Linked DNA regions of Mus musculus: all the other regions are linked to region 1. A link is a loop called in an ENCODE intact Hi-C map of the cell type or tissue named here. Cell type or tissue: heart. All regions are shown on one strand. Each heading gives the region's core, and the rest is flanking DNA. Links, peaks and the distances in the headings are about the cores only.

What was found. Hi-C counts contacts between places; a loop is a spot of excess contacts. Peaks named below come from ENCODE experiments on the same cell type or tissue, not always from the same donor. Only the 100,000 strongest peaks of a DNase experiment are listed, where the experiment ranks them.
Region 2: a loop joins it to region 1, with 2.8 times the contacts of the local background. A loop is called at or near these places in 3 of 42 quality-filtered maps.
Region 3: a loop joins it to region 1, with 2.2 times the contacts of the local background. A loop is called at or near these places in 3 of 42 quality-filtered maps.

What each region holds. Positions count from the first base shown.
Region 1 is chr2:130,417,626-130,428,197 of GRCm38, forward strand. Pced1a (PC-esterase domain containing 1A) reads right to left here and starts at 6,663. Exons shown (of 7, transcript NM_178762.4): 1 at 5,787-6,663; 2 at 5,188-5,267; 3 at 4,841-5,079; 4 at 4,600-4,750; 5 at 4,265-4,511; 6 at 2,005-2,265; 7 at 59-1,708. The coding sequence starts at 5,910. The coding sequence ends at 1,461. It overlaps Vps16 (VSP16 CORVET/HOPS core subunit), which reads left to right and starts at 6,695. Exons shown (of 24, transcript NM_030559.3): 1 at 6,695-6,822. The coding sequence starts at 6,770. In heart, for the core only: CTCF peaks have their summits at 6,926 and 7,737; DNase peaks (open chromatin) are centred at 4,742, 4,856, 6,646 and 7,046; H3K4me3 peaks cover 2,352 bases; H3K27ac peaks cover 2,089 bases.
Region 2 is chr2:130,557,970-130,568,541 of GRCm38, forward strand. It overlaps Mrps26 (mitochondrial ribosomal protein S26), which reads left to right and starts at 5,788. Exons shown (of 4, transcript NM_207207.1): 1 at 5,788-6,021; 2 at 6,112-6,258; 3 at 6,339-6,462; 4 at 6,969-7,425. The coding sequence starts at 5,810. The coding sequence ends at 7,088. It overlaps 4930473A02Rik (RIKEN cDNA 4930473A02 gene), which reads right to left and starts at 5,780. Exons shown (of 9, transcript NR_040348.1): 1 at 5,685-5,780; 2 at 2,721-2,954. In heart, for the core only: CTCF peaks have their summits at 5,431 and 5,799; DNase peaks (open chromatin) are centred at 5,722 and 6,352; H3K4me3 peaks cover 2,312 bases; H3K27ac peaks cover 2,021 bases.
Region 3 is chr2:130,663,712-130,674,283 of GRCm38, forward strand. Ddrgk1 (DDRGK domain containing 1) reads right to left here and starts at 934. Exons shown (of 9, transcript NM_029832.2): 1 at 764-934. The coding sequence starts at 854. It overlaps Itpa (inosine triphosphatase (nucleoside triphosphate pyrophosphatase)), which reads left to right and starts at 4,091. Exons shown (of 8, transcript NM_025922.3): 1 at 4,091-4,224; 2 at 7,690-7,747; 3 at 7,845-7,909; 4 at 8,349-8,422; 5 at 10,528-10,559. The coding sequence starts at 4,159. In heart, for the core only: CTCF peaks have their summits at 526 and 4,023; DNase peaks (open chromatin) are centred at 630, 870 and 4,030; H3K4me3 peaks cover 2,885 bases; H3K27ac peaks cover 2,668 bases.

The DNA.
Region 1 (10,572 bases), core at 2,573-10,572:
TTGAGTGTAAATGATCACATGTATAAGGCTATTATTATTTTAAACTCTTCAATTGTATGACAGCCAAAATAAAATCTCTTTATTCTTTTTAGGACAGATTTTAAGTGTAGGAGTTTCTATCTTATTCCAAAAAACTTTAAGGGACTATTAGAAAATATTTTTAAAAAGGGTTGGGGCATGGGAAGTCAAAGTAAAATGGGGTAGGAATTAAGAACACAGAGGAAGTGTGTAAACAGTATTAATTAAGTATACCCATCTCCAGGTTGCTTATAGAGTGTGAGTTATAGAATTTTCAAGGGCAGAATTCAAGAAACAAGTAGAAAAGGCCAAGAAACCAACAGCGCTGGCCCATGAGGCTAAAAAACTCAAGTTTTTCCTGGAAATCAATATATGTGCAGTTTTCTCCAACACTGGAAAACCAATGACACAAAAGTCTCTGGAAGGAAATGCAGAAAGTGACAAGGCCTGGACAAACTGCAGCTGGAGAAGACTGCTCTAACAGTGAGTTTTTTGATGATGAAAAGAAAAAAAAATTCCATTTCTGCAAGGAAAATTATCAAAATTCTTAGCTCTGTAAAAACAAACCAAAAAAGCTTTTAATTTCTGTCCCCCTTTAATCTTGTTCAGAAGAAAGGAATTCATACATTTGTCTTAGGTACTGTGCCAGTGCCTCTGCAAGTCTCTTGTCTCCCCCAAAGGTTTTATTAACTCACATTGTCTGTCACCACTTCCTTAGCACCCGCCTGTTAACCATGCCCTTCACTAATTTGCCAGGTTATTAACCAAAATCCATCGATCTGATCTGATCAGTTTTTGTTTTCTTTTCAGTGGGATGTGGTCCTTTTGAAAGGTTTCATTAGTAGGAACAAAAATGAACCCAAGAATTCTGTTCCCTCCATTCTAATTCAAATGTAATGGGTCCCTAAGACCCTACTCTCTGTCCATTGTCCCTGTCATACTCCAGCCCCTCCTCCCCTATTTCTAAGCTGAGGCAAGCATCCCGTCCCTCACCCCATCCAGCATCCAGCGTATGCTCTGTTTGCACATCAAGCCAAGGAACCAATGGGATCCTAGCTGGACTTTCCCCAGCACTTGGAAGCTTCTCACTTAGGTTCTAACAACTTACTGAATGCCTGCTAATGACAAAGTCCCAAAGAACTGTTGATAACAAGGGACCCTCTGGGGATCTTTATTTAGTGTGTATGTGTTCTTGTGAAGATGAACCTGTGCTAGAAATTCTTCACAGATTTCTAAATAGTTTGCACAGAGGCCAAGGGCAGCTTCCCCATGCCTTAAGGTCATGGTTTGGGAGACCTGCTCCCCGACACAGGAATGTCACTCTGTCCTTCCATGCTTTTATTGATATCAGCAATGGACAAGAACACCCCGGCCCAACAGCTAGGCTACCAGACAGCCTCTCCAGGGCCACTGGTATCTCTAGCTCCAACCTAAGATCCTGCCTATCCAGGCCATGTTCCCGAATGGGCATGTCCCCGCCTGTCCTGTTTGTATGTGTGGATCAGTCTGTCTGAGTGTCTGAGTCGATGCCTGCATGGACCCCCAATTCTTGGTACATGGTAGGGGTTGTTCAGAACACAACGTGGCTTGCCCCGGTGGACCACTGGGCCCCGGTGTTGACCGTGGGAGACAGGGCCAGAGACTGATGGTGGCAGGGGGCCAGGCACAAAGTTCATTCCAGGGCCACATCCTACAAAAGAACCAGTTATTATCAGAGTAAGTTTCTGACAGGGTAGCTCTATTATTCTTGGGTAAGTTTCTCTGGGCTTTCATTTTCTATCTGCAAAATGAGGATTCTACTTCCCCTACCACCAGACCAGAATGATAAATTTATAAATGCTATTCCAATCTGAGGGATTGCTGTGACTAAACCCAGAAGGCAGTACCCAATCCCTGAGCTCACATGAGCACAGGTGGCCAGGCTGCAGGATGTGCAAAGGAGGCTGGGGAAAGTGTGAGCAGAGACTACCTAAGTTAGGCACCTACCTGGCATTGAGAAGTCCTCCATTGCATTGTATTTGAATTCATAGGGTGGAAAGGGCTGGCCTTGGAAAAAGGGGGTATCCTGGGGCAGGGGTGGGAACAAGGGAGGTGGTGAGGGCTCAAGTGGGTAAGGAAAAGACATGGGAGGAGGCAAGTGGAAAGGTGGGAGCAGGGGCAAGGCCAGCTTCTCCCTGAAGTCTGGGGGCTGCTTATGGCTTCCCTGGAATGAATGATCCATCTCTGACCAGTCCTCAATCCATGGGTCTAGGAATGGGATGACTGTGTTAAACAGGCCTGGGAAACCAGGTTGCCCCAAATGCTGGCTACCCATACTTCCAGAGCTCTACTTCATCCTCTTGGAGAACAGTAGCCTTCCTCGTCTCCTTTCACTTCAAGCCAAGACCAAGCTGTGTTCCTTTTTCCTTGGTACTCTGTCTGCCTGTGTTCTGACCTCATGCCTGCTCTTGCCCGGTGTCTGTATCTGTAGATTTTTCTTCTTCCCAAACTCTTCTCATAGGCCAATAAATAAGTCAAATATAAAGATCTAGTCCCTTCCCAACTAGTCCTCATTTGCTTCTAAACCACTATAGGGAGTATCCTACCCCATTTTTATCCCTCATCAACTGTGAATTGACTCTTAAACCCTTCATGTCTTCAGTGGTTTTCCTACTACATGGAACTTAACAAACCCCTTCATTCCAACAGTCACATCACATCAACAATACACCCTGTCCTGAAAGCACCCATCGATCTGCTCTGCTGTCCTTCCTAGCTCACACTCACACGCTGCACTTCTCCCTCTGCTGGTCCTGAGGACTCCCGTGATCCCACAGCCTCTCGCACACTTCTGCCCTAAGCAAACTCGATTGCTCATCTTCCCAATTCAAATCAAGTTTTTTAGGTTTTTTGTTTTGTTTTGTTTTTGTTTTTCTCAACAGCCTTACTTTCCTTTGTTCCCCTTGAGACAAGGTCTCACATATTCCAGGCTGGCCTTAAACTCACTTTGTAGCTAAGGATGTGCTTAATCTGCTGATCCTCCTGCTTTTACTTTCTAAGATCGAAAATTATAAGCATGTACCACTATGCCTGGTTGTATGTGGCGCTAGAGACTGAACCCATGGCTTCATGCATGCTATTAACTTCAAGCACTCTTCCAGCTGAGCCACATCTCCAGCTATCTCTATAGTTCTTAGATGGAACCGGAAGCTGTGAAGCATCACACTAGCCTTTCAACCTTTAAAACATCCTTTATTTACTGAGGACCAATTCTCTACTTGAGCAAAACAAAGAAGGTGGAACCAGAACATAATCCATCCCAATTCATCTGCCTAGTGTTCCTGCTCCCAGTTACCACCAAGTCCCAGTGGTCTGCCTCCAGTCCTGGCCTTTCCATGTTCCCCCACAAACTGTATGTACCCTATTGCTGTGACAAACAGCATCTAAGATGACTCATGCCTCCAATTCAACAACCACTGTACTCCTGGTGCTAAAGTACAGCACATTTGTGTAGGCACAGGGTTCAAGTGACCTAAAGCAAGGGAGAAGTAGATGTGGAAATAAGCCATGCTGTTTCCTTTGTGGGTAGGCAGGGACTGAGAGATTAACAAGCAAACAATCTATAGCAGAAAACATCTCAGGAGGGATGCAACTAGAGTAGTATCCCAAAACCAGCCGAAGAAGTGGGACTAAGGGACCTACAGCAGTGACTGCTGTGGGTCCCAGCTTACTGGGACCCTAAGTTGGAGTTGAGGCTATCAGCTATTGTCTACTAACCCCACCACCTTGGGACTTGCAAAGACACTGTAGGTTACATTGTGTCACTGCTGAGCAACCTGCTAGCTCACTGTACCTTTTACTTCTCTGATGAGCTTGCCTCTGCAACACTGCCTAGACCATCTTTTTTCCCTATCTGTCTTCCCACTTCCTATTCCTGGGATTACCTGGAAGCAGTCTCATTTCTTTTCCATTTATCTATTGATCAGGGTCTTCTGACCCTGCCTTTTACAATCAGTACCTGCGCATGCATGTCCATTCAGGTAAACAGGAAGAATCACAAAGCTGAAGAACTGTTAGTTGAACAGCCACGTGCTCCCTGTGATGTAACCCTTCTCAGGAAACGAGAAAGGAACATTCAGGAGCTACAACTGTTCTTCAAGAGGTCCCCTACTTTCTACAAGTACTTCAGTCCCATTTAGTTCTTTGTGCCTTGTGCTCCAAAGGTCCTACCTACACCAATACCCAACCAGTCTATGGGAGGGCTTACCTGGCAGCCGGTCATGTTTGGGCAGCTCCACACCCCAGGCATCGGCCACGTGGGCCAGAAGTAAGTGCGAGAGGTGGCGGTGTGCATGCTGGTCCCAATGGACACCATCTCGATGACGGTGACGGACAGCATGCCGGAAATGGAAGTGGAGATCTAGGACGTCGAAACAGTGTTTCCCGGCTAGTGTAGCGCTGTAGAAGTTCCCCTCAACCACATCCTGTCGCAGAGACACTGCCAGGGGCTGGAGCTAATTGACAAAGTGGAGTCTCTAAGAGGGTCTCCTAGCTGCCGGCCAGCCACTCTATCCCCTGTCCGGAAGGGTCCCGGTCACTCACCTCTGGCAGGAGGAAACCCCCAGTGACACGTTCCCCCAGAGGCATTGCCAAGTTCCACACCAGCAGACAAGAGTCTGGTAAAACCTGGTCCATTCGTACAAAGACTCGTTCCAGGTTCTCCCTGTAGCTCTCCATTGAGCAGCGGCCATATCTGTTGGGTAACACTTAGGGTGGGCAAGAGCACAGGAGTGCTGCCATACCTCCACCTCCAACCAGTATTTCCCTCTCCCCCCGCCTGAACCTGGAGAGATCCCAGAGGCAGGAGTTGATGATCACTAGGTCAGGGGCAGGTCCATATGACAGCTCCTCCAGGATGTCCTCAAGGTACTCGGAGTAAACTCGGGTGAGGAAGTAGAAGCGCACAAGGTGGTGGCCAGAGCCAGAGCAGAACTGGCGGACCTCGCGGTACTGTGTCCCGTTGTGCAGCTCTCCCAGCTGGCCCCCAGCCACCAGCTGGTCCTGTTCAAAGCTCAGCTCCCCCTGCCCACCCACCCCACCCGATGGTCAGATCCATGCCAGGTAGGTGGTCCTTTTCAGGCCAGGGTCTGCACCCACCCAACACTGGCATGGCTGCCAAGCTTCTCTCACCTTGGCTTTTAACTGGGAAGCTGTGAGCAGTGTGTCTTTCTGGAGCAGAAGCACCAGGTCCTTATACACAGCTCTTTGGACTGCAGGGAGACAGGGATCCCAAGGTTAAGGTCGGCCTCACCCCCTCCCAGAGTTTCCCAAATGAAGGCCTTTGTTTTCCAGGGATTGACTCTCCAACAGCAGCTCTATGGAGGGTTGGCTTAGAGAAGAAAAGACGAGATTTTAAAGCCCTAGCTCTGCTCTTTCCAGCTATTTCCCTCTCCTCTAGCTTATGTACAGCGACCAAAGACCAAATGGCAAAATTAAGTTGGTCCCATCCCTAGGAAAACACACAACATAGCCCACAGGTCCTTTTAAGAAAATCATGAAGGGCAACAACAAATAAAGATGCCACACTCATGGGCTAAAAAATAGTGCACAAATGATATGCCGGGGCACCCAGGGAAGGTACATAGGGAATTTAAAAAAGAAAAAAATGCAGTCTAGTGTCCTGAAACAGAGTAAGAGATGGAGAAGTCTGAAATGGAGATGTGGCGTGCAGACAAAGAAAAGGTTGAAGATACAGGGCGGTGAAATGTCATCCTAGAGTGGTCACTCACTGGAGTCCCCCAAAATGACCACGAACTTGTTGTGTAGCAGCTGCTGGACTTCTGAGGCATGGAAGTGGACCATGGCGCTTCCCAGCAGGCGGTGTGGCATCTCGTTTTCCAAACAGAAGACCATGCTGCCACTGACACCAGCTGCAGGGAGAGGCCAATAAGCTGACAGAGGGCAGGGACTCTAGGTAGGTCCGGTCTGTTCCAAGATGACCCATGCGCGCTGGCCCCTCCCTGGCTGCTCTGTGTAATGGGGAGGAAAGTGGGAGCGGCAAGGCGAATCCCAACACGGCAGCAGCCTTTATCACACTCGGAGGGAAGAAGGGTCACTTGGGCCGTAGTCTTAGACTACAGCGCTTCGCGCGCGCAGAGACGCCTTTGCCCTGCCACGTGTCAACGGCGGCCCCGCGCGTGCGCATTCGTCCGCTCGCGCCAGTTACCAAGTCTCTCGGGGGCTCCAGGGATTCACGGGCCAGTAGGGCAGGCCCAGGTGCCGTGCGACAGCGTCTCGGCAGCGATGTCCTGATCTAGAGTCAATGATCCCATGCCCCTGGAGAGCGGTGGGTTCTGCAAAGATCCCGCCCCACAGAGCCCGGGTGCCCAGGTTAGCTGTAGGTACGCAGCTCGACGCCCAGCGCTCGCCATGCGTGCGCTACGGTGGTCCAGCCAACGCCTCCAGCATCTGTGCCTCAGATGCTCATGGCTCCCACTTTCGGTCACCCGTGTCCCGCCCTATGCGATCCCCAACGCCGGAGGAGTCAGAAAGGCAGCGAGGTTGGCCGCTGTGGAGGACAGAAACCAGGGCTAGGTCCACTCGGGCCGCCGCGCCGAGGGCAGGACGATAGCTCAGCGTAGCTTGCCCACAGTTCTGATGGCCGCTAAGGCGGCCTCGTCACGTGACCCCGAAGGGCGGAAGCGGAAGTGCGGCCTGAGCTTGCGCTAGGCGGGTTTTTCCTCGGCGACTCTTGCCGCCAGCTGTACTAGACATGGACTGTTACACTGCGAACTGGAATCCACTCGGGGACTCTGCCTTTTACAGGTGAGCTGCCCGACGCCCCACCTTCCGTCCCACAGCCCAGCTTACCTTGCTTGTCTGCTGCTGGCTTGAGCCTCCCGGCAGAGCCAGCAATGCTCGCCCCGGCCACTACGCGTGCTGGCGTCCGTCCCTATGGCGGCTCGCCTGAGCGTCTGCCACTTTACGCACTTTAGGGGCAGCAATCTGGTCCTTCCTTTGCGCCAACTGAGGCAAGCTGAGAAGCCACCCCTAAACCGAGGTCTGTTGGCCTCCGGAAGGATGCTTAGATCACGTAGAGGGAGGCCGCCCCGCGGCGACAGCGAGTGCCAGTCTCCTTCCGGAAACTGCTGAAGTCGGACCACAGGGGCTCTCACAGGAAGGCGGGATCGCCACAGCGGGCGGGGTGACAGTACTGACCAAAGCTGAGAAAAGGGGATGAACCGCTTTTCAGTCTTGGGGCACTATTAATGAGGAACCCGAGGCAGTGGCAACTCACCGGGGTTGGAGTGCCCTTAGCTGTGGGTCTTTCTCAAGGCTAAAACTAGTAACGTGATTACAATGGTTACCGTCTCGTTGGCTTTATTTCTTTTTAAGATATAAAGTACAAACTGCTTGTGGAGCGCTCATCAATTGGTCAGCCTACATTTGTCACTCTCTGAGTGGTTTCCAACTTAACCTCAATCATCCTCAATCCGTGGGTGTACCAGCTTCACAGAATTAATTGCAGGACCTCATCACACCAGGCAATTCCATGGCTTTGTGTTTGCACAGTTCTATAGTCGCTTCTATGGGCATTGCTATTTTCCTCTTTATCACCCTGAAGAATGTTGCTCATCTTTCAGGACCTGCTTGGTTTTCCTACAGTAGAATCCTTTTATGCCTCACAAAGGTCCAGTTGTAGAGTCTTATCATATGTGGCACACGAGGGCAGTGTTGGTATGAGTTTCTCGTGCTAAGCTCTTGAAGGCTAAGAATACTTCTATTTCCCATGCATATTTAGGCTAGTGCCTGTTACCTAATAGTTGGTCAGCCTTTGGTGGCCCACGCCTCTTAATCCCAGCACTCTGAGATTCAGGCCACCCTGCTCTATAGCTCAGGCCAGACAGGGCCACATAGTAAGACCCTGTCTTGAAATAATAACAGAAACAAGCAAAACCTAATCATTACCCAACAAAATGGTAAAGAATGTTTTATTGATGTACCCGAAGATCACAAAGACATTGCGTTGGCGTCTTATTTCAATAGAAGACTTTGAGCCGGGCGGTGGTGGCGCACACCTTTAATCCCAGCACTTGGGAGGCAGAGGCAGGTGGATTTCTGAGTTCAAGGCCAGCCTGGTCTACAAAGCGAGTTCCAGGACAGCCAGGGCTATACAGAGAAACCCTGTCTCGAAAAAACAAACCAAAAAAACCAAAACAAAACAAAACAAAAAAACCCAGAAGACTTTGCTTCTGCTCATAGCCAAACTTTTAAATGGAATTGTGTTGTTTGCAATGTAATGCATTTTCTAGACAGAGGATGCCTTGTGGTAATTTCTAGAGCTCTGTTACATTTGTTTAGTCATGATTTCTCTTAGACACATGTACAATATGAAGCAACTGAAAATACTAATGAGCAGAGTGTGGTGTCCCATCCACAACCTCATATAACACATAGCCCTTGGCATGTGGAGGCTGGAAGACTAGGATTGCCAGTTCAGCCTTAGATGGATATATATCAGAGGCCAGCCTTGGCAAGATGAGACTCTGTCCCCAAATACATATTTAAAAGGCTAAAAAATAATAAATATAAAATATTAGCTATTGTAAAAATACCTGTTGCTTACCCAGACTTTTAAAATCAGAGCATAAGGAAGATGACCACATTACGACAGAGCTCCTCTTGTTTACTCTATGGAGAGTCAGCTTCATGGGTAGATAGGTAATGCTTCAGAAGATGTGAGTGAGTCACAGAAGTGCTGGACTCAAGAAGGGCCTAGAAGTGTTACACCTCCTGGGACTGATATGTATGTCCTAAGTTGCTAACAAAAATGACTTCCTTATATACTGGATATTATGCTAAGTACTTATGTATAGTTTCTTAATTATCACCACCATATAAAACTAAATCATGATTCATACCAACTTAGTAATGAGGAAGCTAAGTAACAGAGAGTCTGGGTTCTGAAAGGTACATGCCTTTAATCCTAGCAGAGGCAGGTGGATCTCTGAGTTTGAGGCCTAGTCTGGACTACTGAGTGAATTCTAGAACAACCAGGCCTATACAGAGAAACCTTGTTTTGAAAAGCTCCCCATAACCCACCCAAGAGACGTATGTGGTAGACTCTTTGGGCCAAAACATAGAAATTTTGATTTTACATTTGTGTGTGTACGCGTGCATGCACGCATATGTACACACACACCACATACATGTGTGGAAGTCGGAGGACAACTTGTAGGAGTCAGTTCTCTCCTTTCACCGTTAGTGAGCTCAGGTCATCAGGCACCGAGCTGAGCCGCCTCTCCCAGATATTGTTTATTTATTTGGTTTTTTGAGACAGGGTTTCTCAGTGTAACCAGCTCTGGTTGTCCTGGACTAGAAGACCAAGCTGGCATGGAACTCACAGAGATCTGCCTGCTTCTGCCTCCTGAGTGTTGGGATCCAAGGGTGTGGGCACCATGCCCGACTCCAGATTTTTTTTTATTTTTTTTTCGGGGGGGGGGGGTTAATTTTGTTTGGTTGGTTGGTTTTTTGTTTTTGTTTTTGTTTTTTTTTTTTTTCCGAGACAGGGTTTCTCTGTGTAGCCCTGGCTGTCCTGGAACTCACTCTGTAGACCAGGCTGGCCTCGAACTCAGAAATCTGCCTGCCTCTGCCTCCCAAGTGCTGGGATTAAAGGCATTCGCCACCACTGCCTAGCCCAGACTTTTTTTTTACAACAGGAAAATGTATGGGCATTTTCTAGTTTATTCCCAGTGTGTAAATGCTTTAAGAATAGGTACTTGGTTTAGTTCATGTGTTCATCTTAGATTTAATCTGATTCTAGTAAGTGGATGAATGGGCAACAAGCGGGGACATTTCACCTGAGCCCCATCTGTGGGGCAGGGGTCTGCACTGGAGCTAGTGTTGGCAGGAACTTGTTGGATTTAGAAAGGTAAGAAGTGGCAGCCATCTCTCACTAGGTTCTAGAGATGCAAACTGCACCTTGAGCTGATTCCTTCTTTAATTTGACCAACCTTTGCCAGACTCAGTGTGTGTTGCTAAGATAGATAGGCTCCCTTTGACAGTCATAGGGCTTAAAGCCAGCACATGAGCCAGAGGATAAATTCAATCTTTGATAATAGTTACCATGGGAATTCTGAACTTAGGCTGTGAGGAAGCAAGTTATCAAGGATGGTTTGGTTTCTTAGCTTAAAATCATGAAAAGGGAAAAGTGAACTTGGCACAGAAGAGGATGGACTTATTTGGGGGGACGTGTTGGGGCGGTATTCATTTGTGCTTTGTGGTGTGTGTATGTGTGCATGGCTCTTGCAGAAGGGGGAGGGTTGGTGTTGCTCCTCAGGAGCCATTCACTCTGTTTAAGACAAGGTCTCTCACTGACCCAGGGCAACTGATGAGGCTGGGCATTTCCCAGGGATCCACCTGTCTCCGCCTTCCCAGCCCTGGACTCACAAGCATGGGCCACCATGCTGGGCGTTTTATGTAGTGCTGGGATCAACTCAAGGCTTCACACTTTTGCCGCTGTAGCGAGTTAGTGAATGAGTTAGCAGTCTCCCAGTCCTGTGAGCATGCACAGTC
Region 2 (10,572 bases), core at 1,459-9,458, 140 kb after region 1:
CCAGAGCTTTCCTAAAGAGTATGGTTCTTTGGATTTTTGAAAGGAAATATATATATATATATAAAGTCACTCACTCATTAATTTTATAAAATAAACATTATAGAGCTGGTAAGATGATTCAGCAGGTGGGGGCTGGAGAGATGGTGGATCAGCAGTTAAGAGCACTGACTGCTCTTCCGAAGGTCCTGAGTTCAACAACCAGCAACCACATGGTGATTCACAACCATCTGTAATGAGATCTGGCGCCCTCTTCTGGAGTGTCTGAAGACAGCTACAGTGTACTTACATATAATAAATAAGTCCTTTTTTAAAAAAAAATGGTTCAGCAGGTAAAACAGCTTGTTATACAAATGGACTGTCTTCATTGGTGTTTCTGTTGCTGTGATGAAACACCATGACCAAAGCAACCTAGGGAGGAAAGGGTTTATCTGGTCATACTTCCACAACACTGTTCATGGAAGGAAGTTGGGACAGGAACCTAGAGGCAGGAGCTGATGCAGAGGCCATGGAGCGATGCTGCTTACTTGCTGGCTTGCTCCCCATGGCTTGCTCAGCCTGCTTTCTTACAGAACCCAGGACCACCTGTCTAAGGTGGCACTACCCACAATGGTCTGGGCCCTCCCCCATCTGTCTGTAATTAAGAATTAAGAAAATGCTACACAGCTGGATCTCATGGAGGCAGTTTCTCAACTAAGGTTTCCTTCCTTTCAGATAATTCTAGCTTGTGTCAGTCAAGTTGACATAAAACTAGGTAGCACACGGCCTGTTTAGATCTTCAGAAACCACATTAAATGTTGACCATATCTATGCTGAACACACCTGTGACCCTAATAGGAAGATGGATACAGAAGGCCTATAAGGGTTTGGGTGACACCCACTGGTCTCTGACCTCCATGTGTCTGCATGAAGACGTGCTTGTACATGACAAGCACACATACACAGGGTTTCTATTCCTGCACAAACATGACCAAGAAACAAGTTGGGGAGGAAAGGGTTTATTTGGCTTACACTTCCATACTGCTGTTCATCACTGAAAGAAGTCAGGACTGGAACTCAAGCAGGTCAGGGAGCAGGAGCTGATGCAGAGGCCATGGAGGGATGTTCCTTACTGGCTTGCTTCCCCTGGCTTGCTCAACCTGCTCTCTTATAGAACCAAGACTACCAGCCCAGAAATGGCCCCACCCACAAGGGGCCTTTCCCCCTTGATCACTAATTGAGAAAATGCCTTACAGTTGGATCTCGTGGAGGCATTTCCTCAACTGAAGCTCCTTTCTCTGTGATAACTCCAGCCTGTGTCGAGTTGACACACAAAACCGTCCAGTACACACAGGAAAAATAAAACACTAGGATCTGAAGTTGAGGTCAGCCAACAGATCCAGTTCCATGACAGCCAGAGCTACACAATGAGACCCGGTCTCGAAAAACAAGTCATCCATTTATTAGAGTCTGTTTCTTGGAATAGTTTAATATAGCATACATTTTCCTACTTTGAGTTCCAGGACAGCTAGAGCTACACAGTGAGACCCTGTCTCAAAAAAAAATACATAGATACATACATGCACACACACACACACACACACACACACACACACACACACGCTTAGCAAAGTCTGTGTCTCTCTGGATGTAGCATACATTTCCTGATCCTGCTAATAAGACAGCTCTAGGAAGGCAGGGTTAGAGGCATCCTGAAGCTCATGCCCAGCTCCCACAGTGGTACCTCTTATGCTGCCCGTCACTTTCCTAGAGCTGGGTGCACTTGACCATCCAATGGCTCTGGTCACCATTATGCCAAGCGTGGCCCTACCTTAATATGGTTTTCAGCCCAAGTACAGATTGGTTAACCCTATAAATGTTCTTCTTACCCCACCCCACTCCCAGAGGTTTACAGCTGGTGGTGAGAGCAGAGCCACTGGCTCAGACTTGGGCTGCAACGATGTGTTTCCAGCAGCCCATGCTAGTAGTGCCCAGATCTACAAATGACTGCGGATGAGCACAGCATGAAGAAAACTTAAAATTATCCCCTACTGACAGCCCCCAAAGAGAATCACCTCTGCTGCGGTGCTTGCAAGAGAGGTCAACCCTGGGTGGGCATCAGCCCACCTAAGCCCATCTCTGTCCATATTGGCCCAGTCCTGGTGCCGAGTCTATTAGTGTGAAGCTTGCCATACTGTTTTGCATGTGAGTAAGTCTGAACTCGCTTAGACCCCTGTACACGCTGCCGGGCTCCCTGTTCTCAGGCCAGAGTCCTGAGCTGGGCAAGCCAGGGAATCTCCATCTTAGTTTCCTTTTGAGGTTAGGAAGGGTGCAAGGCTGCAAGGGCAGGAACTTGAGCATGCAGCCCAAGAAGTAGGGACGTGAAGACAGCGTGGACCACTATCTGGGCTTGCTACCAAGCCTGACAACCTGAGGCCAATTCCCAGGAAAGAATGCACTCCAGCAAGTTGTCCCTGGACCTCCCATGGCACATGTGCACACACACACACACACACACACACACACACACACACAACACAATAAAGTTTTCACAACAAATATCTATTTAGATGCAGAGTCAATTTGCAAATTCAAAACAGATCCAGTTAGACTTGTGTCAGCGTTCCATCAAGCTTGGTGCACTTGGACATTGAAGAGGAAAGTGAACACACATTTGAAACATGTCAAGATGGTTGAGGCAGCTTCTACAGAAAACAGGGTGATTGTAAGTTCTGTAAACTCACCGCAGTGTCCAGGTCAGGGGACAAAACTAGCTCTTAGGTGTTTCTTAGCCCTTAAGAAGTTAGTTAGAGTCCAGAACATGGGGTTGGAGCCATAGCAGTTGGCCGAACGCCTGCTTGGTGTGTAGAGAGCCCTGCGTTCAGTCTGCAGCACTGAATGAGCTGGCCATAGTGGTAACCGCTGCCATTCCAGCTGTCTTGATATGGAACAAAGAGGCTCAGAAGTTTGAGACCAGCCTGTTAGAGAAAAGAAAAGAGATTTCCAAAAAAGTTCCTTGTGGGTTTGTTCCCAGTATGTCTCTATGGTAACCTGTTAGTGAAGTTAAGAAGCTCATGGCAAGGCCTGTGTACCGCTTTGAACATTTGGTAGCCATTTTACATTTTTGTTTTTTAGTGTGTGCGTGTGCACACATGTACGCGGGCACATGTATGTCACATGTGTAGGCCAGAGAACAAATGGCAGGAGTTCTCCCCTTCCAGCATGTGGCTTCCAGGGCTTAACTCCATGTCCCCAGGCTTGACAGAAAATGCCTTTGCCCTATGAGCGGGTCCATTTTAAATTTTTGAAAAAGATTTATTTGTCTGGAGAGATGGCTCAGTGGTTAAAAGCTCTGACTGTTCTTCTAGAGGATCTGGGTTTGACTCTTAGCACCCACTGGTAGCTCAACGTCTGTCTGTAACTCCAGTTCCAGGGGATCTGACACCCTCACACAGACATACATGCAGGCAAAACACCAATGAACATAGAAAAATAAATCATTGAAATTTTATTTTTTAAATCTGGTTTTAAAAGTTTTTTGTTTTTTTTTTACTTATGTGCCGTATGTACACATGCATGTGAGTGTCCCCAGAAGCCAGAAGAGAGCGTTAGACCCCTAGGAATTGAAGTTGCAGGCCATTCTGAGCTACCTGATGTGGATGCTGGAAACCAAATCCAGGATTTCACTGCTGAGCCATCTCTCCAGCCCCATTCTGCTTTGTGTTTCAACCTCCGATTCCTAGGAAGATCTAAGATGGGGGAGCATTTGTCCAGTGACCTTAAAAGCCAACAGCAACTTCATATTTGTTCATAGAACATTGTGGGAAGGGGTTTGAGTAGCAACTTGTACCTCCCTGTTTCAAGATATCACTGTACCTTGGTATGGTGGCACACACTATCTTAGCACCCTGGAGGTAGATGCAGGGGTATTGCTACAAGTTCAAGGCCAGCCTTGGCTTTGTTAGAAATATAAGGCCAGCAAATAAGAAAGACCCTGTTTGAGGGTTTTTGTTTTAAAGATATCACTGGATTTGACACCAGAGGAAATAGAATGGCCTGATCGTTAAATCCAGGAACCATCTGAATAGGGTCCTACAGTCACCTGGAATCACCTCATTCATAGTTTACCCCTTGGTAAATGAGGAGGCTTCCGTCCCTCCAGCTCTGTGCCTCTACCCATGAAGTGCCCAGAAAAGCCTCCTTTCCTGGCTTCTGCCCTCAACAATTCTATCTTGCCACTTTAGCAGGGAGGGTCAGTGAATGGAAACAGTTACTTTCATCACCACTGCATACCAGTCCACATCCCCATCAGGCCAAAGAAAGAGGGCAGAAAACCTGCCTTCTAGTTCTGTAGCATTATCTACTCAGAGTGACTCCACACTTTCATCTACCTTAGATCTAAATCTCTTACATTTATGAAACCTTCTAAAAGGATGGGTGCACCTGACTAGCGAGAGGACTTCAGAGCCAGCAAGGTTAGGGAGCCTCTAGGGAAATGGCCCATACCCTAGAATATTCTCTTGGCCTAGACACTTAAGTTATCTGAGATGAGTTGCCGGTTGTCTAGGGTGACCCTGAAGAAGAAAGGGTTAGGACAGGTATGGTGGCATATGCCTTTAATGCCAGAATTTAGGAGGCAGTGGCAGGTGGATCTCTGTGAGCCTGATCTACACTGTAAGTTCCAGGCTAGACAGAGCTATCTAGTGAGACCCTGCCAAAAAACAAAACAAAAACAAAAACAGGGTGGGAGTGTCAGGTTCCCTGACATTCGGAGCAACCCTGTGGTACTCCAGGGTAGGGCAGCAGTAATGCCCTGGTTTCCACAGACCATCCATCCTGGATCCTCCAGGGCCCAGCAATGGTCTTATGGCCGGAACCCTGGAGGAAAACCTGTCACCAGCTTGCCCCCAGGACTCCAGAGTACACTCTGGCATCTCATCTCCAAAGCCTGACTGAGAGAAAGAAAGTGCAGACTGGGCCTCCACCAAGCCTGGAAGTTGAGAGCAGGGTTTAAGCAGCCTCTGTTCTCTTCTGAGAAAATGTCTGTTATTGCACCCAGTCCTGGCTCCTCAGACACTCCCAAGTGTCCTGGAAGTGCAGGACCATGGCCTGGTGTTCTCTGCAGAATCTGGTCTAGACAATACTAATGAGTGGGGTGAAAGTTCAGTTCCCCAGTACTCGGGTCAGCTTCTGATTTCCAACAACTCTCCTTGCTGGAGAGGCAGAGGGGAACGAGCTACTTCTGAGACAGATGCTCTCTGCCCTGCTGCACTGCTGTTTCTCTTCAGTTGGAGAGGAAATTGTACTTCATAAATAAGAGTAGTCTCGAGGTGGGAAGACCCCGGGTCAGGTGGAAGAGGACAAGGGTCACCTCACAGGTCGCCCAGTTGAGAACAAGTTGTCACTGATACTGAGAACTCTGGCAACTGCAGAGCTCCCCCAAGACCACAGCAGGGCAGTGCAGTGCAAGGAAATGGTTTGCAAATCTAAAGTTTAAAGTAGCCAGGAACTCCAAATTTCTTGCATCAGGTCTGGGAGGGTAGACAGGCCATCGGCGGGCCAGAGAGCCCCAGAGCCACACACTTGGGACGGTGTCCAAACTTGTGAACAAGTGGGCAGAGCGTCCTGCGGTGTAGCTGTCTTTAGCGGGCGACGCAGCCCAGCAAGCTGTGGGTCTCCAAGGTGCCCCTCGACCCCTCCCACTCTACCCGAGAGTCCGGACGTGCATTGGACCAGACAGCAAGAGCTCCGCCCAACAGGGACGAGGACAGGAGGCTCCCGTGGTGCTCCGCGGCCACTTCCGGGCCGGGCGCAGGCGCAGGCGCTGGCTGTCATGTTGCGCGCTCTGAACCGCCTGGCGGCGCGGCCGGAGACTCGGCCCCCGACCCCGCTGCTCCTGCCCGTGCGCGGCCGCAAGACCCGCCATGACCCGCCTGCCAAATCCAAGGTCGGACGGGTGCAGACGCCTCCCGCCGTGGACCCTGCGGAATTCTTCGTGTTGACCGAGCGCTACCGACAGTACCGGGAGACCGTGCGCGCTCTCAGGTGCGTGTGCTTGTGCGTGTGGAGGGCAGACGCCCTTCGGGAAGGGCCGGGGCCGAGGGTGGGTGCTGACTCGAAGCCCGTCCTCCCCAGGCTAGAGTTCACGTTGGAGGTGCGAAGGAAATTGCACGAGGCCCGAGCCGGGGTTCTGGCCGAGCGCAAGGCGCAGCAGGCCATCACGGAGCACCGGGAGCTGATGGCCTGGAACCGGGACGAGAACCGGCGAATGCAGGAGCTACGGTGCGAGAGGCCCGGGACTGGGTGGGCTGGGCTAGGCTCATCTGTGGCCCCGCTCACCCTCGGCGTCTTGCCCCTCGCAGGATAGCGAGGTTGCAGCTGGAAGCACAGGCCCAGGAGGTGCAGAAGGCTGAGGCCCAGGCCCAGAGGGCTCAGGAGGAGCAGGCTTGGGTGCAACTGAAAGAGCAAGAAGTGCTCAAGCTGCAGGTGGGCATGCAGGAGGTCATGGGGAATGTGGACATTGGAGACCCCAGCAAGGGAGGCTGGGGGGGGGGGGGGGGGATGACAGCACTGGGCGTCAAGTGACCAGAGTCTTCAGGAGGCTTCTCCATCAGCGCAGAGGGTATGCCTCGCAGGCAATGGTCAGTAAAAGGTTACAGGCTAGTATTGCCTTGTGAAACTTGAAGTCAGGGAAACCGTAAGTGAGAATGGAGCGCTTTTTAACACGTAAGAGGGATTCATGCACTTGAGAGAGTCCACCCACCTCTAATCAGGTTGTCACGATTTGTTCTTGGGTTGTGGCCGAGAGATCTGATGGGTGATTGTCCAAGGAAGAGCAATATGATGGTCGAGGTCACCTAGTACAGTTGTGCTGGACGATTGGTGGGACACTCAAAGAGACCCTGGGTTCTTTTGACACCCGTGGACTAGAGACAGTGCAGGCAGCCAGCTCTGGGAGAGATCCCACAAAGCCAACCTTTCTCTTCCTGTAGGAGGAGGCAAAAAACTTCATCACTCGGGAGAACCTGGAGGCACGGATAGAAGAAGCGTTGGACTCTCCGAAGAGTTACAACTGGGCCGTCACCAAAGAAGGGCAGGTGGTCAGGAACTGAGCACAGAGACTTCTGGGGGCCCAAATAAGCACAGTGCTTGCCTAGGGTCTGTGTACTGGGATAGGAATTGGTACATCCCAGGAGGATGGCTCAGCCGTTTCCAGAGCAACCTCAGTCACTCCAGGCTCGGCACTCACCACCTGACTGGGAACTCCCAGATGTCCCTGTTCTGGCACCACAGACAAACTCAGGGCAGCATTAAACTCTGGGAAGTTCCTATCGCACAGAGGATCGGACTGGACTGTGTCCCCTCTAGAAGCCAAGCTTGTCTTGTAAGTCTCTTGGAGTCGTGTGAGCCAAATGTTTCCTGCTTTTATAAATAAAGTATTGGAGCCCAGTCTTGCCCATTTACTGGCTATAGTTACAGTGCTAATGAAAGAGGAAAGTAGTTACACCAGATGCTAACTTGCTTGTAAAATCAAAGGCGTTTGTCCCTAATTATTTGAGTCTTTAGGTTTCTAGCCAGAAGCAAGTTTCACCTAACTGAGCTATGAGTTAGGTACCTGCTTTGCTCAATCCTGGGATTTTCTGGCTAGGGTCTGGTGTGTCCAAGATCCAGGAAGCAAAAAGGGTGCCCTGTTTCTCCTGATGGCTCTCCAGCAGTGACTTCTGTAACCAGGCCCTGTCCTGATCTATCATATTTTGAACTACTCAGCAGGTGGTAGACTCCCAAGCTAAACCTGCTTCTTCCAGTCAGTTGCTGCCCTTCTGTGTGTGTAAGTGGTAGCCAGAGGGCAGCCTTGGTGTCATTCTTCAGGACTCTCACCTTGGTCTGATTTAAGTTTGTTTTGGTTTTTTTAGTTTATTTTTTACTGTGTTTTATTCTGGCTTTTGAGACAGGTTCTTTCACTGGAACCTGGCACTCACTAATTATACTATCTAGCCAGCCAGCCTCAGAGAATTGATCTGTGTATGCTTGCCCGGCACTGGGATTAGATGCACATGGCTTTTATGTGGTACTAGGGATCAAACCCAGATGTTCATGACTGCAATGTATACATGTTAGTGAATGAGCTGCCTGCCTTTTTGCTTTCATTGTCATAAACATGAATACCATTGACAGTAACTCCAGGCACTCACTCGGAGGAAAAACCATCGTAGCTACTTCTCATACTGCTGAAGGTTTTGGAATCCCTAAGAAATGAAAACCTGGCGGGTGATAGCAGCCTCTTACTCCAGTGAAGAAGCAGGCATTAAGGTGCAGGTGTCGTCCTACACGCAGCCCTCTGACAGCCATAACACCCATTTTAGGGTAGTAGATACTGTCCCTGACTGGGGAACACAGGCCCTGCATTCAAATATCTGAGGTGGACTGATAGGATCATGTCAGGAGCTACCTAGTCCATTCCTGGATCTTTGTTGTCACAGTGAACCCCAGGAACTCTGCTGAATGGGTTGCCACTCCCACTCCTGCCAGGATGTATCTCCCCAGTCACAGCAAAGATACTTAACCGAGACACTGGACCCTTGCCCCTTCATGATCAGTGGGTACTGGGGTGAATGCTGTGGCCATGGCCTTCAGGGCTAGGTTAGTCCGGCAAAACTGAAGGAAGTGGGCTTCAGACGTTCACTTGGTAGAGCGATTGCCTAGCCTGCATAGGCCCTGGGTTCAATCCCCAGGCCTGGTGGGTCAGTGCCTGCTTACTGGAGGTAGAGGGGAGAGGATCAGTAGACTCTCAAGGTCATCCACAGCTACAGGGAGTGTGAGACCAACCTGATTCCTCCTGAGACTCCAGAACTGCCCAAGTACTCATCAGGGAGACTGGACGTGAAGGTGCCCTGCTGCTGGTACTGCAGCTGAGGGAAGGCAGGCTGCTGTAGCTGGTTGGAAGGCTACAGAGAGTAAGTACACTTGCCAACTCAGTGGGTGCTGGCTATTTTAATGTTTCATCTAAGTGTGGTTGCCTAAGGTCATTGCTCAGTTTCTCCAGCGTATGGATATCCAACATGCCCTGTGATCTCAAGTCTGGCAAGAGTCCAATTTGGAATTATTTTCTTCTCACCAAATCGGAAGTCAAAGCAGTTTTCCGACCCCAAGCCTGGCCAGTCTCCTGATGATGCTGGCAATTTCCTCTTTGTGTGCTTTAACAAATACATTGAACACAGATGATCCGAACTAGGTCCTCAGCATTCATGCCAGTCTGCTCACAACCTCGGGGGTACAGTGCCTCTGGCCTCCACAGGCACACGCATGTACCCACGTAAACACAACTAAAAGTAGTAAAAATACTGTGACAGTTCCAGGGCAGCCCGTGCCTGCAGAGGCACCTGCACTCACATGCATGTAGCCTTATGTGGACATGTCAACAAATAATTTTAAAAAGCCTGGAAAGGGGCTGGTGAGATGGCTCAGTGGGTAAGAGCACCCGACTGTTCTTCCGAAGGTCCAGAGTTCAAATCCCAGCAACCACATGGTGGCTCACAACCATCTGTAACGAGATCTGATTCCCTCTTCTGGAGTGTCTGAAGACAGCTACAATGTACTTACATATAATAAATAAATAAATCTTTAAAAAAAAAAAAAAAAAAAAAAAAAAAAGCCTGGAAAGATGACATCAGAGGTGGCCAGGAGTGATGACACACACCAGTAATCCCGGCACTTATAAAGCAGACAGGTTGGGCTGGAGAGATGGCTCAGCAGTTAAGAGCACTGACTGTTCTTCCAGAGGTTCCGAGTTTAGTTCCCAGCAGCCACATGGTGGCTCACAACCATCTGTAATGGGATTCAAAGTTAAAGGCCAGTCTAGCGCACACTGTATAAAGTCTGCCAGGGCTATATAGCAAATTCTTGTCTCAAAAGGCAAAGGCAAAAGCTGAATGAACATGGTGGTACCTTAAAGGATAAGGAGTTTAACGCCAGCCTCACTTGTTTAGTCAGTGTGAGGACATCCTGGGCTACATAATAAATCCCTATCTCAAAAAGGGGGGCAAAGGGTACAGGGAGGAGACATAGTGGTACATAACTGTAAACCTAGGACTCGAGAGCATCTGGGATTTAATGTCATATTCAGCTACATGGAGAACTTGAGGCCAGTCTACATAAGGCCCTTCCAGGGCCCAAGGCTTGGAATTAAACCCAGGTCCTCTGGAAGAGCAGCCCATGTTCTTACCTACTAAGCTATCTCTCTAGCCCTGCAATGTCTCACAGAGCACCACACTCAGTTCTGCTGCATCTGCTGACTTGTCTGTGAGCTGACAACCGTTTAACAGGCTGGTTCATGAGGGCCAGTCTCCTGGGGACTGAACATTTTCACAAAACCTCTCTTGACTATTGTTACAAAGTCAGATTTGAGTTATATTTGCTCTGAGACAAAATTACACACAAAAACACTAGGTGTTTTCAGGAAACCAAGTTGATCATATGCAAAATTTGTAGCTTATTTTTCCAGAATTTCAGAAATTATAAATCCTTAGTTGTCAAAATATATTAATATTACAAATTTCATTTCAATAGCCTTATTGGGCTCCCGGGTGTAGTTTCATG
Region 3 (10,572 bases), core at 1-8,000, 240 kb after region 1:
CGCACACTTTGGCCTGATGCTCACTTCTCATTTCCTACCTCCTTTGATATCTTCATCTTGAACAGGCGACCTGTGAGGATACTCTCACCCTGAGGTTTACAGATCTCGCTCCATGCCCGCTGCAAGATTACATTTACTTCTTGCTATGTTATGATTTTATAGGGTACGCCAACCAGAGACTACATGTCACAGTCGAGGCTGAATCGTCCCTCCCTGGAAGACTTGTTGGCAATCAGCTTTACCTCAGCTTCTGTCTCTTCTGCCCGTGGGACACAGAGGTGCTCTGAGGTGGCTTATGGGGTCAGGCATCAGAGAGATATATAGAAACTCCTACACTTACGTGAAATGTTAGTAAGGGGGACTGTCAGGTTGTCAGTGCCAGGCCACTTCTAACCCTGGTGGAGGCGAGGCAAAGCAGCATGGGTGCCCTCTTTGGCGGGAGATGCATTCAGTTTCCTAAGGCTGCTTAGCCCTCCTACTCCTAGTAAGCGGAACACACTGGGCAGGATTAGAAAACCGGCAGCCTCTCCTATTGGTGCAGAGTAGAAAGGCAGGCTTGGTTCCTAGGTTGCATCCCCAGCTCTGGGCTCCGCGCTAATTCCGAGTGTGTCCTAAGGCGCGTGCGCAAAGCTCGGGCCAGCGCACAAGCTCCTCGTAAGCACAGGAAAGCTCGTCAGTGCATGCGCACGAGTCGAGGGCCTACCAAAGCCCAGGAACTCTGAAAAACGGATTCCTCCAGCCCTGGGACGGCGGCACCTCCTACCTGCTGCCGCCCGACCCCGGCTGCGAGTCAGGAAGAGGATCAGGCCGATGAGCAAAACTGCCGCCACCAGATACACCCAGGGCCCCACCATGACGACAGACAGCCGGGCAGCGCAGCCAGCGCGCCTGCGGGATCCGGATCGCCAGGCCCCGCCCACTACCGTCCGCCCTGCCCAGCCGCTCGCTGAGCTCCGCCCCCACCCTGGGCTTGACCTGGGCCTCAGTTAACTGAAGAGTCCCTGATGCCACATTTGCTTGCCATCCCAGTGCTCGGGAAGTGGAGACTCGGAGACCAACATTTCAAGGTCGTCTCTGGCTATATGGCAACATGGAGGTCGTCTGCATTTAATGACGCTGACTGCTCTTCCAGTGGGCCAGGGTTCAGTTCGCAGCACCCACATAGTGGCTTACAACCTTCTATTACTTCAATTCCAGGGGACCCAAAACCCTCTTCAGACCCTCTCGAGTGTCAGGCACGCAGGTTATACACAGATATGCATACCTGCGAAACACTCATACACGTCAAATAAGTGTTTAAGAAAAAAAGAAAGAAAAAGGAAGAAAATAGTGGGGCGAGTAAGTAGGGGACTAAGCTGGGGTTGTAGATTAGTAGTAGAGCACTCATGGCCAAGGCCCTTAGTTTAATTTGGAGCACTGAAAAATGCAACGTGTGTACGAATATCTTATTAATACTGCAAGTTAGGCATCCATTGTATTACTTTCTGTAAATGTGGAATGTTTTGTAATTTGTTTCTCAATGTTGATAAACCTAAGGCCTTCCAGGCGTCAGGCAAGCGCTGTTACGGTAAGCTTTATCTCTAGCACCTACGTTCTTTCCGTATATTTGGAGATTTAGATCCATGTTCGGCTGAAGGTTGAGGCTTTGCTGGAATTTTATCGCAGCTGCCCCCCACCTTTAGTTGTTTGGTTTTGTTCTGAGACAGGGTATCTGGTAGCCTAGGCTGGCCTTGGACTTGGTGTATAGTAGATGGTGACTTTAAACTGATCCTTTGCTTCTGCCTCATAAGTGCCTGGATTATATGGGAGTACAGGTGTGCACCCTGATGTCCAGACGCTCCTCCATCTTTTGAGGATGGGTTGTTTTGTTTTAGTTCTTTGAGCTCTCATTATATGGCCCTGCCTGGCCTAGAACTCAATATGTACACAAGGCTGGCCACAAACTTAGAGGGATCTGCTTGCCTCTTCCTTGGTTATAATTAAAGGCATGTGGCACCACAGACCTGCCTGGCTCCTGAATTATTATTATTTTTTTTCCGAGACAGGGTTTCTCTGTGTAGCCCTGGCTGTCCTGGAACTCACTCTGTAGACCAGGCTGACCTCGAACTCAGAAATCCACCTGCCTCTGCCTCCCAAGTGCTGGGATTAAAGGCGTGTGCCACCACACCTGGCTGGCTTCTTAACAAATGTTATTTTATATGTGATATATATATATATATATATATGTATATTAATTACCTGGCCTATATATGTAATATATATGCTTATATGTGATTATATATATATATAAAATCTAGTACCTGTTCTCTCTCTCTCTCTCTCTCTCTATATATATATATATACATATATATATATATATATATATATATATATATATATTTGTGTGTGTTTGTGACTTCTTGGATGTTAAATGCCTCAGCTTCTCTCTCTCTCTCTCTCTCTCTCTCTCTAACCTTTGCTTTAAAAACCTCTACTTCTCCACTTTTCTGAGGATTCCCTTTAACTTCATGAAAGAGAGAGACAAGTGACATGCAGGAAGGGCCATGTTACTCAGCCCAGCCTTTCCCAGCCAACTCTAATGAACCACAGGTCCTCAAAAAATAACACCATCGAGGGGCAGTGAAGAGGACACTATGATCTGTCTCCAAAGACACTGTATACAGCAAAGCTTCTGAATTGTGTAACACGCAATATTAAGGTCACGAGCAAAGATTTGAGGAGAACATAGCTTTGGCTACTCTGTGAGGACAGCTCTAGAGTTTAAGAAAAACTCATTAGTGGGCTGGGTATGTGGCTCAGTGGTACAGTGCTTGCCTAAGTCCCATAAGCCCCTTAAGTAAGTTGCATCTATATAACAATACCCAAGGCTGTACAAGGTTAATAACATTAAGCTAAACAGCCAGGCTTGATTAGGATTCTATTGTTTGTGTGTGTGATTCTGGGGGCCAAACCCAGGACCTTGGTCATGCTATGCAAATGTTCTACCATCAAGCTACATCCCTGACACCATATATAGCCCAGGCTAGCCTTTAATTCATGATCTTCCTGCTTTAATCTCAGTGCTGGGATTATAAATGGCCACACTTCCAGCTAGCACCCTGTACTTTTGTTTTGTTTTTTGTTTTTCGAGACAGGGTTTCTCTGTATAGCCCTGGCTGTCCTGGAACTCACTTTGTAGACCAGGCTGACCTCGAACTCAGAAATCCACCTGCCTCTGCCTCCCGAGTGCTGGGATTAAAGGCGTGCGCCACCATGCTCGGCTTTTTTTTTTTTTTAAGATGTTTTTTATATGTATGAGTGTTTAGCTGCTCGTATGTGCGCTGCATTATATATGCCTAGTGCCTTCAGAAACCAGAAGAGGGCAATGCATTCCCAGGAACTGGAGTTACAGACAACTGAAAACCACCATGTGGTGCTGGGAACACAACTAACTCTGGAAGAGCAGTCATGTACTTAACCGCTTGGCCATCTCTCCAGCTTGAGCTTACAACTTTCAGAGAACCTAGGCTCAGTTCCCAACATCCACACCAGGCAGCTCAAAAGCACTTGTAACTCCAGTTTCAGGGAATGCGACACCCTCTTCTTGAAGGGGCTCATGCACTCACAGGGTAGGGCTAAGAGGGTCACTCATCTTCCTTGGTGTGTTCCCAATGCAAAGGCTGAGGTGACGGAATAGAGAAGGGATAGGGTTAGCTGGGCAAGAAAAAAGGAGTCGAAACACTAGCTATCAAGCCTAACACGTAAAAGACTGCTTGGTTATGCTGTCTTAAGTTCGCAGTGAGGTTCGGATAGACTCCCAGGCTTACAGCCCTTGTCTAAAAGATAGTCTTTCTCAACAGAGTTGGAGGTGCCGGAGGGGCGCCACCACAGCCGACACCCGTCAGGGCGCGGGTTCTTGGCTCCCCGGAGTTGCTTAGCAGAGGATCTGCGCGCTGATAGACCTCTCCACCCCTCAGCGCGTCCCAAGCGCCTCAGACACAGGCTGCGGGATGCTCATCTGCCGCGGCTGCCACCTCCCGGATGTTGGCAGCAGTAGCCGGAGGCAAGCTTCAGGCATCCGATAGGGCCGGAAACCGAGCTACCTACTTCCGCCTCCGGCCGGAAGTACCTTCCCGGCAAAGGGTTACTGGGCATTCTGGACCGTAACCCTCGCTTGCAATGGCTGCGTCTTTGGTCGGGAAGAAGATCGTGTTTGTGACGGGAAACGCCAAGAAGCTGGAGGAGGTGTTGTGGGGTGTGGAGACTGTCTCGGAGGCGGGTGGTGATTGGGCTGCTGGGCTTTCACCAGGGATGCACGGGAGAGAAGGCGGGAAACGAGGCTACGAGTTGTAGCCTCGGGGAGTGTGGGGTTTGCCCCTGGCTGTGTTGAAGGTCTGGGCTTGGGGAGAGACCGCCGTGGAGTGTGGCGCCTTGAGGGTCAGAGGAATTTTTTTTTTATATATATAATCATTATTTTGGAGATAATGACTCGTGTAGTCCAGGCTAGTCTGACCCTGTTGTGTAGCCAGAACTGACTTTATTCTCTTGACCCTCCTGGCTTCCGAATTCTGGGGCTGCACGCATGCTCCACCTCACGAGTTTTTTAGATGAGCTGGTAAAGTCAGCAGGCTATAGGAGCTGGAGTAGTGACATGTGTGACAAAGATAAATTACCCCTGAAGCCCTAGATTTTAAACCTGAGTTCAGACACCTCCCCTCCTGAAAAGCAGTGTGTGTGTGTGGGGGGGGGGTAATGGAGGGATGTTGATCCAAATTGAGTATAGTTCCATCTACCCTTCCATATCTGAGATGTGTAATACCTCATAAGAATCATGGCTGACATGAATGAGGAAAGGCACTTGCCAGTCAAGACTGACCTGAGTTCAATCCCCAGGACACATGGGAAAGCCAGATGTGTGTAGCAGCACACTTCTGTAACTCCTCAAGATGGGAGGGAGAGGCTGAAGAATCCTCAAAGCTTGAAAGCTAGCCAACTTGAGGTACCCATAGCAGCAGAAATGCTGCCTACCAATTCACTGCATTCTTAAACTGAGGACAAAGGGACCTTTAATCCAAGTTACACCAGGCAAATGTTCCTCTTTCTGCCATTTTTTCATGACAACCTGATAATCCAAAACTGGCTATAGTGAACCTTTTATTCTGCTTGCTTTGGGACATAAAGCTAGTCTAAAAGTATGCTTGGCAGCGCTTCCTGAAATGAACACATCTCAGTATGTGTTTTCCAGAATCCCATGCTGTGGTCATCATATCCTCCTCCATCTGCCTCTCTCTAAAGCATGAGGCACTCACAGGCGTTTCTTAGTAGGGTTTGGCACGGTAGCTCTGACAAGGTTTCACTTTCTGGGAGAATAACACTGTTGTGTTATAGATAAAAGTCAGCAGTAGAAAGACTCGGGTTTAAAAAAAAAAAAAAAAGAATCATGGCTGACCACAGTATAACAAAAGGCAGGTTAACAAAAGAAAAATGTGACAAGTTTGTCAAAACTCTACATGCTACAGCTTTTAGAACAAAGACCCAGAGGCTTTATTTAATTTTCTTCTGACTTTGGATCTAACCCAGGACTTAAAGCCAATGATTATCTTCCTCCTTATTCCCTCGTGACAGAGTCTCAAACCTAGAGTGTGCTCTTTGGTGGGGTAGCAAGCTCAAGCAATCCGCCTGTCTCTGCCTCCTCCGGGGCTGAGGTTACAGGTAGCACGACTGTCCCAGACTTTTATGTGGTGCAAGGGACCAGAACTTAGGTCACCGTGCTTGTGTTGGCGAGTGCTCTTCCCATTGAGTCACTACCACAGCACAACATGCCCAGTTAAAAAATTAACTTACTTTATGAGTTTGCATATATGTCTGTGCCTGTGGAGACCTGGAGAGGGCGTTGGATCTGCTGAGACTGGAGTTACAGATGGTTGTGAGCCACCCTGTGGGTGTTAGGAACCAAATTGGGGTTCTCTGTAAGGGCAACAGGTGTCCTTAACCACTGAGCCATCTCTCGAGCCCCATGTCTCCCCTCCCCCATCTCTTGAAAAAGGGACTCTCTACCTGAGTTGGCCTTGAACTTCTGATCTTCCCTCCCTTTAACCTGCCTAGGGACAAGGATTTGGAATGACAGGTGCAGCACTTTCCTGACTGCAACTCAGAAGTTTCCTTCCACCTCCCTGCCCTTAAAAAAGTATTTTAATTATGTTTATGTGTTGGGGGTGGGGCATGGGGCCAGAGAGTGGCTTTAGGAGTTGGTTCTCTTCTTGCACCATGGCTTACTTGACAAGTTCAGGCTTTCAGGCCTGTGAATGCAGTAAGGGCTTTTTACCTGCTGCACCATCTTGATGGCCCCCTCCCTCCTTTCTTTCCAAGATAGGCTCTTGGTGTACCGCCTTGGCTGGCCTTGAACGTACAGTCTTCCTATGGAAATAGAAATAATAGTCTAATGTACAAAAAGAGCAGGACTCGGTGGTACGTGTTTCTAATTTTATCATTCTGGAAGCTGAAATAGGAGGACTTTGAGTTACATAGTGAAAGCTGGTCTCATAAAAGTTGTGTGTGTGTGTTGGGGTGAGGGGCAAAGTGGTAAAGTTCATGCCTTACACCACAGAAACACAAAAATAAACTATATTGAGGTGTAATTTTCAAAACAATAGCTTTGCACACCTGGTTGCTCACCCACTCTAGCCCCTGATTTGTTGTTGTTGTTGTTTTGTTGTTTTGTTGTTTTTTTGAAACAGGATTTCTCTGTATAGTCCTGGCTGTCCTGGAACTCACTCTTTAGACCAGGCTGGCCTTGAATTTTTTTTAAAGATTTACTTATTATTATATGTACGTACACTGTAGCTGTCTTCAAACACACCAGAAGAGGGAGTCAGATCTTGTTACGGATGGTTGTGAGCCACCATGTGGTTGCTGGGATTTGAACTCTGGACCTTCAGAAGAGCAGTCGGGTGCTCTTACCCACTGAGCCATCTCACCAGCCCTATTTTGAATTTTTATTACATATTTTCTTTGTTTACATTTCAAATGTTACCCCCTTTCCTGGTTTCCCCTCCCAAAGCCCCCTATCCCATCCCCCCACCCCCTGCTCACTAACCCACCCACTTTCCTGTCCTGGCAGCCCCCTACACTGGGGCATCGAGCCTTCACGGGACCAAGGCCCTCTCCTCCCATTGATGTCTGACTAGTCCCTGATTTTAATAGGGTTAAAAGTCACTAGGAAGCTACGCAGGATGGCTCGTTCCTGTAATGCTAGTACTGAGCTGAGGGGTGAGTCCCAGGCCAGCCAGTGCTACACAGTTAAAGAAAAGTTCAGTCAGGCATGGGAGCTGCTGCTTCAGCCTGGCTTGCTGTTCCATGGGGAAAGCGGTGAAGGTCAACGGGGGTTAGTGAAAGCATAGAGCAGGGTTCTTTGCTGTTGGCTACTTTGGCTAAGCCTTGGTAGAGAGCACTGAAGTGAAAGGGTATTCTAGATAAAGGGTGGGCAAGGGAAAAACGAAATGGAGGTGGGAAGGGATGGAGTAAGGAGAAGGCATGCTAGTTCAGCGGTCTCTGAAAGCTGAGGTGTGGCTTATGGGCCCAGTTTGATAAGCTTTAGAGGACTAATGGGGACGCTACCTGATGAGACAAGTGGGTGGCACCTCACAGTTGCTGGGAATTAATGGAAATTGTTAGCAAATGATGTGACACGTGTATTTTATCTTGGAACAGGTCATTCAGATTCTCGGAGATAATTTTCCATGCACTTTGGAGGCTCAGAAAATTGACCGTATGTTTCTGTTTTGTTACATTTTTAAAAGTGGCTTGATTTGTCTGTCTTCCTGTGTCCTGACTCTGTATATCTATCTGTCTGTTTCCCTGATAAGTGCCTGAGTACCAGGGAGAACCGGATGAGATTTCCATACAGAAGTGTCGGGAGGCAGCTCGACAGGTACTTAGCCTTTGTGGACTCCCCCACCCTCATCCTGTCTTCTTGTGGCTCCTGGGGCCTGTGCCTTGTGGGAACAGGCAGAGAATAAAATAGTTGTGGCTTGCCCAGCGAGACTGCTTCAGTGGTGACTTGGAACACAGCCTCTTCTGTTCCAACTCTCACCTTTCTGAGTCTTACATCCATATATTCCAGCCATACATTTTCCTTCTACATAGCCACCCACACACCACACCCCTGTGTGCACAGAACTGGGAAGGAGCACACTATGGAGAGTCAGCCTCCCTAGATGATTTTCAGCACTTCATTGTTCTTTGTTGAGCAAAAATTATCTTTCTAATGCTTTGATCTCTAAATAGAAGACAGAGAGCTGAGTTGTATGGCCCTTGATGGACCTATAACTGCCCCAGCCTAGTGACTCAGGGTTGTCTGTGTGTTACAGGTGCAGGGCCCTGTCCTGGTGGAAGATACCTGTCTGTGCTTTAACGCACTTGGGGGACTGCCTGGCCCCTACATGTGAGTACTGCTATGCTTGATCACCTTTACCCCTGGAGGATCCCATCCGCAAAACTACCAGCATAGTAAAATGATGAGTTACCTGATATTATGGGCCATTCACTGTCTTGGCATCAGCACCAAGGAAGGATTGAGACTCCCAAAGATAGGGCTGGAGAAGTGGCCCAGTTCTCGAGAGTTCTTGCTGCTCTTCCATTGGACCCAGGTGTGATTCTTAGCCCTAAATTAGACAGCTTACAATTGTCTATAAGTTCAGCTTCATGGAATCTGATGCTTCTGGTTTTCTTGGGTACCTGTACACACACACCACAAAATTAAAAATAACATAAATCTTCAAAACAAGAAAAGAAAAAGAGCTGGGTGTACTGGCACACACCTTTAATCCCAGCACCTAGTAGGCAAGAGACAGGCAGCTGTCTATGAGTTTGATGCCAGCCTGGTCTGCATAGTGAGACCCAAGGCTGTTAGAGCTACACAGTGAGACCCTGTCTCAAAGAATATAAGCGATAGGGGCCTGGAGAAAGAACTCAGTCTTGAAAAGTGCTTGTTGGTTGTCATGACGACTGAGTTTAGAGTCCAGCATCCATATCCAGCTTACAGACTCGTGTAACTCCAGCTGCAAGGGACCTAGTACCTCCTGCTGGCCTCCACAGGTACCTGTACATATGTGTGCACATACGGCCACATAGATATGTACATGTACATACACATAAGTAAATCTTTTTTTTTTTTTTTTTTTTTAAAGATTTATTTATTTATTATATGTAAGTACACTGTAGCTGTCCTCAGACACTCCAGAAGAGGGAGTCAGATCTCGTTACGGATGGTTGTGAGCCACCATGTGGTTGCTGGGATTTGAACTCCTGACCTTCGGAAGAGCAGTCGGGTGCTCTTACCCACTGAGCCATCTCACCAGCCCCACATAAGTAAATCTTAACGAGGGGCTGGAGAGCAGGTCCAGCTGTTAAGAGCACTGGTGGCTCTTATAGAGGACCTGGGTTTAATTTCTATCACCACATGACAGCTCACAACCATCTGTAGCTCCCTTTCTAAGTATTCTAACATCCTTTCCTGCCTTCTATATATGCATGCACATATATGTAGGCAAAACACTGATATACATAAAGTAATAGAAGGATATCAGAGGTGGGTGAGGATGTAACTCAGTTGGTAGAGTGCTTGCCTTTATTGTGTAATAAAGCTCTGAGTTCAACCCGTAGGCCTGTAGTACTTAACTGGTGAGCAGGAATGGTTGTGCATGCCTAAAATTCTAGCACTTGCAAGATGAGAGATGAGTGGATCAAAGTTCTGGGTCATCCTGGGCTACATAAGGAGTTCGAGGCCAGTCTAGGCTACATGAGATCCTGTGATAAACCAAGCAAGCAATCAGAGAGACAGAGTTTCCCTTAATTATGAGAATGTGGTTATGTAAGTAAAATCGAAAAGTGGCACCTGCCCATTTCAGAGATGATATGACATCCTGGCCTGAGTAAAGCTTAAAATAAAAATTGCTTACTGCCTGTTTTGCCAGAGCTGCAGTGCACACAACACATCTGCACGCTCCACAGCCTCACCAACATTTGTGACTCTAGTATTTTGCAGTTTAGGGAGTGTGAAGTGTTACCACTTCTTGGTTTGACTTTGGTTTGTTTTCTTGAGTGTGTGCCTCACTCTAGCCCAGTCTGGCCTGAAAGTTGCTATGTAGCCCAGGCTTGCCCAGAACGTGTGGTAGTCCTCCTGCTTTGGCCTAGATGTTTTTCTAGTCACCACTGAGGCTGTTGCCTTCCTTTGTTTATTGAGCCTCCTTCCTGTGTACTGCTTGTCTGGCTCTACTTTTTCTTAATTAGATTCATATTTCTCTCTTTTTCTTGCCTTTCCTTGTGTTTCCCTGGCTCCCCTCCAGCCCCCTGCCCTTCCCTTGCTTCTCTTTCTCTGTACTGCTGAGCTAGACTCCCAGTCTTTGGATATTTTCTTAGTTTTGACTCAAGACATGGCTTTCCATTTCTCTTGCTCCTGGGAGCTCTGATCCCTGTTGGGTGTAGGGCAGAGCAGGTGATGGGAGGATTCTGGTCTTGGTACCTGACTCTCCATTCTTTCTTTTGCAGAAAATGGTTCCTACAGAAGCTGAAGCCTGAAGGTATGTATCCCTG